Linked DNA regions of Homo sapiens: region 1 is linked to region 2. Evidence: read pairs that join two places in POLR2A ChIA-PET (ENCODE). Cell type or tissue: Caco-2. All regions are shown on one strand. Each heading gives the region's core, and the rest is flanking DNA. Links, peaks and the distances in the headings are about the cores only.

Region 1 (3,028 bases), core at 184-2,683, 170 kb after region 2:
ATAGCAAAAGAGGGAGGAAGAGAGTAGAAAATATAAGGCCGGGCAGGGTGGCTCACACCTGTAATACCCGCATTTTGGGAGGCCGAGGCGAGTGGATCACTTGAGGTCAGGAGTTCGAAACCAGCCTGGCCAACATGGCAAACTCCTGTCTCTATTAAAAACAGAAAAATTAGCCGGGCGTGGTGGTAGGCGCCTATAATCCCAGCTACTTGGGAGGCTGAGGCAGGAGAATGGCTTGAACCTGGGAGGCAGAGGGTGCAGTGAGTCGAGATGTGACACTGCACTCCAGCCTGGGCGATAGAGTGAAACTGTCTCAAATAAATAAATTAATTAATTAATAAAAGCAGTTTGCTTGTATTAGGGTTATGGGATTATAGGGATTTTTTGAAAAAAAGACGTTGAAAGCTATTTTAAGAGTAAATATAGGCCGAGCGCGGTGGCTCACGCCTGTAGTTCCAGCACTTTGGGAGGCCGAGGCGGGCAGATCACGAGGTCAGGAGTTCGAGACCAGCCTCGCCAACATGGAAAACCCCGTCTCTACTAAAGATACAGAAAATTAGCCGGGCATGATGGTGGGCACCTGTAATCCCAGCTACTCAGGAGGCTGAGGCAGGAGAATTGCTTGAACCTGGGAGGCGGAGGTTGCAGTGAGCCGAGATCGCCCCATGAGACTGTCTCAAAAAAAAAAAAAAAGTAAATATAAACTATACACTGGGGCTCTGTGACTTTGGCAAGGTATACTTTGTCAAGGTAACACTTCACTGAACCTCTGTTTGCTCCTAGGTGAAATGGGGGCAATAACAGTACATACTTCATAGAGCTGTTCTGAAGATTAAATAAGATCATTCATGTAAAACACTCAGCTGAGTGCCAAATGCATAATAAAGATCCAATAAATGTGAGCTATTCTTGCCATTGTTATTATTATCAGTCATTGTTGTATCATCATTATTATTATCAGTGAGGGGAAATTCTCACATGCTCTAGGCGGGAGTGTAAACTGCTATAGCTTTTCTGAAAGGCAGTAAAGTAATAGATATACAAATTTTAAATACTACAATCCTTTGTTCCAGGAATTTCATGTCTGGGAATTCATCCTTAGCAAGCAATCTTAGCAAATAATCTGACATGTACAGTGAAAGGTGTGAACAAGAATATTTTTATCACTGTTATTTATAATAGGAAAAGATTGGAAACAACCTAAAAATCCAGCAATAGCTAAGTAAGTTATGAGACATACATATGATAGAATACTCTGGAGCTGTTGAACAGGATATGATATACCCTTTTGTAATGATATAGACATGTGCCCATATCATTACATAAACAGGAGGTAACAGAGCAATATAGTCTCATTTATACCAGAAAATAAATATGTGCATTTAAAAGCCTAAAAGGGCTGGGTGTGGTGGCTCAGGCCTCTAATCTCAGCACTTTGGGAGGCCGAGGTGGGCGGATCATCCAAGTTCAGGAGTTTGAGACCAGCCTGGCCAACACAGTGAAACCTTGTCTCTACTAAAAATTAGCTAAGTGTGGTGGCAAGCACCTGTAGTCCCAGCTACTAGGGAGGCTGAGGCAGGAGAATCGCTTAAACCTGGGAGCGGAGGTTGCCGTGAGCCAAGATTGTACCACTGCACTTTGGCCTCGGCAACGGAGGGAGACTTCACTTCAAAAAAAAAAAAAAAAAAGGCATGGTGGCATGTACTTGTAGTCCCAGCTGTTTGGGAGGCTGATTTGGGAGGATCACTGGAGCCTGGGAGGTTAAGGCTGCAGTGAGCTGAGATCACACACGGCACTCCAGCCTGGGCGACAAAGAGAGACCCTGTCTCAGGAAAAAAGAAAAGGAAAGAAAAAGCCTAGAAGGAGAGGTACCAAACTACTATCACAGGCCACCTCTGACAGGACTCTCACTTGCTCTGAATTATTTGAAATTTTTATATATATAACTTAAAAAAATCCATGACGTGTGTGTGTGTGTGTGTGTGTGTGTGTGTGTCTGTCTGTCTGTCTGTCTGCCTGTTAGACTAAAGTAAGAGTCCTGGCTGGAGTTAGAAATTCCAAGATTGGAGATTAAAGCCTGGTAAAATGTGGCAGAGTTGGTTTTTCATCAGTTCAGAGACCGCTTAGTCCCAGGTCTGGGAGTCAGCAACTGTATTGAATTCAGCTTTAGATGGAAATGAAGGAGATTCATGGAGAGCAAGCCTGGGAAAAGGAAATAGACGTGCAGAGGTTTCCTGAATTAATAATAATAATTGGCCGGGTGTGGTGGCTCACGTCTGTAATCCCAGCACTTTGGGAGGCTGAGGCAGGCGGATCACTTGAGGTTGGGAGTTTGAGACCAGCCTAAGCAACGTGGAGAAACCCCGTCTCTACTAAAAATACAAAATTAGCTGGGTGTGGTGGTGCATGCCTGTAATCCCAGCTACTCTGGAGGCTGAGGCAGGAGAATTGCTTGAACCCGGGAGGCGGAGGTTGCAGTGAGCCGAGATCACACCTTTGCACTCCAGCCTGGGAAACAAGAGTGAAACTCCATCTCAAAAATAAATAAATACATAATAATCACGAGAGCCTTTGCAGAGTGTTTTATACTTTGCACTGTCAATTTTGCCCAATGCAGAGGACATTCTCACAAGATGGGTAGGCCGGAGTGATCACGGAGGAGATAGAGTCCCTGCATGTGAAGTGGTACTGAGAGACACAGCAGGAAATGGAAGTCAAGATTCTGAACCCCTAACCCCTTCCAGCTCTGAAGCTTGAACAAAATAAAACTCATCCAGCATCCAGCCCAGTGCCTGGTGCACAGGCATCTTCAAGGCACCTGGCACCTTCTCCTCCAGGTGCGCTGCCTAGGCCCATGGGTGGCTGCTTTACTCTGGTTGCATTATCTGCACCCTTAGGAGCATCTGTTCTCCTTCAAGTTTGCTTTGCTCCAGCTAAACTCATTGTTTCCTTTCATCATGGCCCTTTCCATCTTCGTCACACTGTTCCCTCGTCCTAGAATATCGTCTCCCTTTGTTCTCAGCCTCCT
Region 2 (3,028 bases), core at 268-2,767:
CGAGTTCAAGACCAGCCTGGGCAACATGGCAAAATCCTGTCACTAAAAAAATTAGCCAGGTGTGCTGGTGTGCACCTGTAGTCCCAGCTACTTAGGAGGCTGCTGTGGGAGGATCACTTGAGCCCAGGAGATCGAGACTTCAGTGAGCCACAATGATGCCACTGCACTCAAGCCTGGGTGACAGAGTGAGACCTTGTCTTTAAAAAAAAAGAAAATTATAAAATCAGGTAGTGTGATGCCTATGCCTGTAGCTTTTGTTCTTTTTATTCAGGATCACTTTAGCTTTCAGAGTCTTTTGTGGTTCCATACAAATTTTAGGATTTTTCTATTTCTGTGAAGAATGTCATTGGTGTTTTGACAGGGATTACATTGAATCTGTGGATCACCTTGAGTAGTACAAAATGGGTTTTTATTTAGATGTGTTCAGTATTCTTTAACTTGTTTTTTCTTCCATCTCTGTAATTTCCTTTTCATTAGAAAGAAGAGCTATGTACTCCTTGAGGGAAAAAATCCTGATAGGAATTATTAGTGGGTAGAACAATTATTTGCTTTGCCCTTTCTAGCCCATCATTTATAATCTTTAGAACAAGAGACCCAGGGTGGCCATTAGTCCTAGTGGCACAGTCCTTGCTGATCACAGAAGATGATCGTGATAGCATCAAGACGATCACTTGAGGAAAGTGGTCAGCAGCTGGAGTGGGGGTTGGTTGTTTTTGTTTGTTTGTTTGTTTGTTTGGTCCTTTTCTCTGGGATAATTAGCCTCCCAGCCATAATAACCAAGGAATGTAAGGTTTAAAAGGACTTAAGGGTATGTGTGGTTGATAGTGTGATGAGATGGAAATAGAGACCCTGGACATAGCATCCCAGGAGGCTCAGAGCATTTTTGAGGAGCTAGTCATTGATGCTTTATTTGCTTTCTCTCTAATGGAATGATTTCACAGTTTTCTTAAATAGCTGGGAAAAAAGTTGGCTGGGTACAGTAGCTCATGCCTGTAATCCTAACATTTTGGGAGGCCAAGGTGGGAGGATTGCTTGAGCCCAGCAGTTCGAGACCAGCCTGGGCAACATGGCAAGACCCCCATCTCTGCAAAATCTTTAAAAATTAGCCAGGCGTGGTAGCACAAGACTGTGGTCCCAGCTACTTGGGAGGCTGAGGTGGATTGCCTTAGTCCAGGAGGTCAAGTTTGCAGTGTTACGATGGTACCAGCCTGGGCAACAGAGCCAAGACCCTGTCTCAAAAACAAAAAAAGAAAGAAAAAAGAAAAGAAAAATCTCATGTGAAACCACAATATAGAAAAAAAAAAAGTAGCGTTTTATATAAATTCAAATGTACGGTATAGCATTTATAATCAGAATAATCAGGTTAGTTTGAGGAACATAAAGATTTGAAGTCAGGTTTCATATGGCAGACACGGCCTTTATGAGTATATCTAAGCCTTTATGGGTATATTTCATTGTTTCAATTTTACAGTAGTAAATTTTTGCTCACATAGGTAAATAGGAAAAAAAACATTTAAAAGTAAAACTGACGAGACACTTTCAGCTACCCTGAAGCTCCTCTGCTCAACTGTAAGATACTTAGGACAAACTCCCAGGGTTACTGCTCTGCCCTCAGGAGTCCCTTGAGAAGTGTGGCTGTGTCACCTTATGGGAGGAGTGCCTTCCTGGGGGTTGGTTCTTTGCACATGAGTCATTATTTATGGCAGCCATGCTGGGAGGGCAAGAGGTTTGTACTGGGATGATGATACAGGTCTCCAAACAAGCTTTGATTCCAGATAGAAAAGAATATAGGGTAAAGACATCTGTCATCATTTGCAAGTTATTTTATCCCGTATGCTGGCCCAGCCAAGAAGTCTTTCAAGCAAGTGAAATTGTCAATAAAATCTGTATGTATATATTTTTGGTTCTTCCTTGATCTGTCATCTCAGCTTATTGAACTATAAGGTAGCAGATAGAGTCATCTACTTTCTCCAAAAAGTAACCTAGGCTGCATGGGCTACTTTTCACATTGTCTAACGGGGAAGCCCTACCCAGGCAGCTTTAGCCCTCTAATCACTAGAGATGGGTGTTTACAATTCATTTTTTAATATAAGCTCTCTCATCAAGATTCTAATCACCAGTTGCAAAGCAAGTTAACCTTTTGGAGCTGCATCTCAGATATGGTGCCCAGAACATCAGCACCTGAGAACCTGCCAAAACCATGCCAAAAGGCATGATATCAGGCCCTACCCCAGACCTACTGAATCAGAGATTTAAGATGGAGCTCAGCAATCTAAGTTTTAACCTCTCAAGTGTTTCTGATGCACACTCAACTTTAATGACCCTGATGAGTTGAGAGACGGAGTATAGAGGCAGCTCAGGTGAGGGGTTAGAGGCCAGAGGAGGGCATGGCTAAGAGGGGCGTTCAGCTCTGCTCTGAGAGACACCTCCTGAGCAAAAGCAGCCATGGCACTGAGTTTTATCTTTTCTTCTTTGTGTTGTAGCTGCAGCAGAGAAAAACTAGAAAGCAAATATTTCAGAATGTGTGGTCTTCCAATTCACTAGAGTTCAGATCTCAGCTCTCTATTTGGACAAGTTGCCACTGGAGGAATAGAGTCAGTTACATTACTACTTACTGGGTGTGCAGGGGATAACAAGCTTCCCTTGCCCCAGGTGCTGGGTAGGGACTAGGTCCCAGAACACAAGTATGGCTTGTATTCTGACCATTCCATGCTCTTCCTAACTTAACCAAGAGCTGCCAGGTGCCTATCCCTACCTTGACCTAGAGCAGTTACTTGAAACTTATCTACTTCCCTCAAAGAAACCATAACACAAAGACAGGGCATTGCCCCAGTAATCCACCTTCCTTTCACCAGCACCTGCTGCTGCTCCCTGCCCTGGCCACTCTGGCACACATGTGGGCCTTGTTCATAATCCAACCCAGGTTTTCCACTCATACCTTCACTTTCTAGGAACATATTCCTGGTGTCCTGATTCTTAAAGTCACTCAGTTGTTCACTCCTGGCCACTAGCAATCTGATGAGGGCAC

What was found. ChIA-PET counts read pairs that join two places held together with the same protein. Peaks named below come from ENCODE experiments on the same cell type or tissue, not always from the same donor. Only the 100,000 strongest peaks of a DNase experiment are listed, where the experiment ranks them.
Region 1: POLR2A ChIA-PET joins it to region 2 with 5 read pairs; 2 of 35 experiments call an interaction of 5 or more read pairs at or near these places.

What each region holds. Positions count from the first base shown.
Region 1 is chr5:160,225,856-160,228,883 of GRCh38, forward strand. It overlaps a transcript of FABP6 not described here. Among named protein-coding and RNA genes, the nearest start is that of FABP6, 2.1 kb to the right of the region's middle. In Caco-2, for the core only: no CTCF peak of the experiment used is centred there; no DNase peak of the experiment used is centred there.
Region 2 is chr5:160,053,364-160,056,391 of GRCh38, forward strand. All of the region lies in intron 7 of TTC1 (tetratricopeptide repeat domain 1), which reads left to right. It also overlaps a transcript of PWWP2A not described here. Among named protein-coding and RNA genes, the nearest start is that of TTC1, 46 kb to the left of the region's middle. In Caco-2, for the core only: no CTCF peak of the experiment used is centred there; a DNase peak (open chromatin) is centred at 1,659.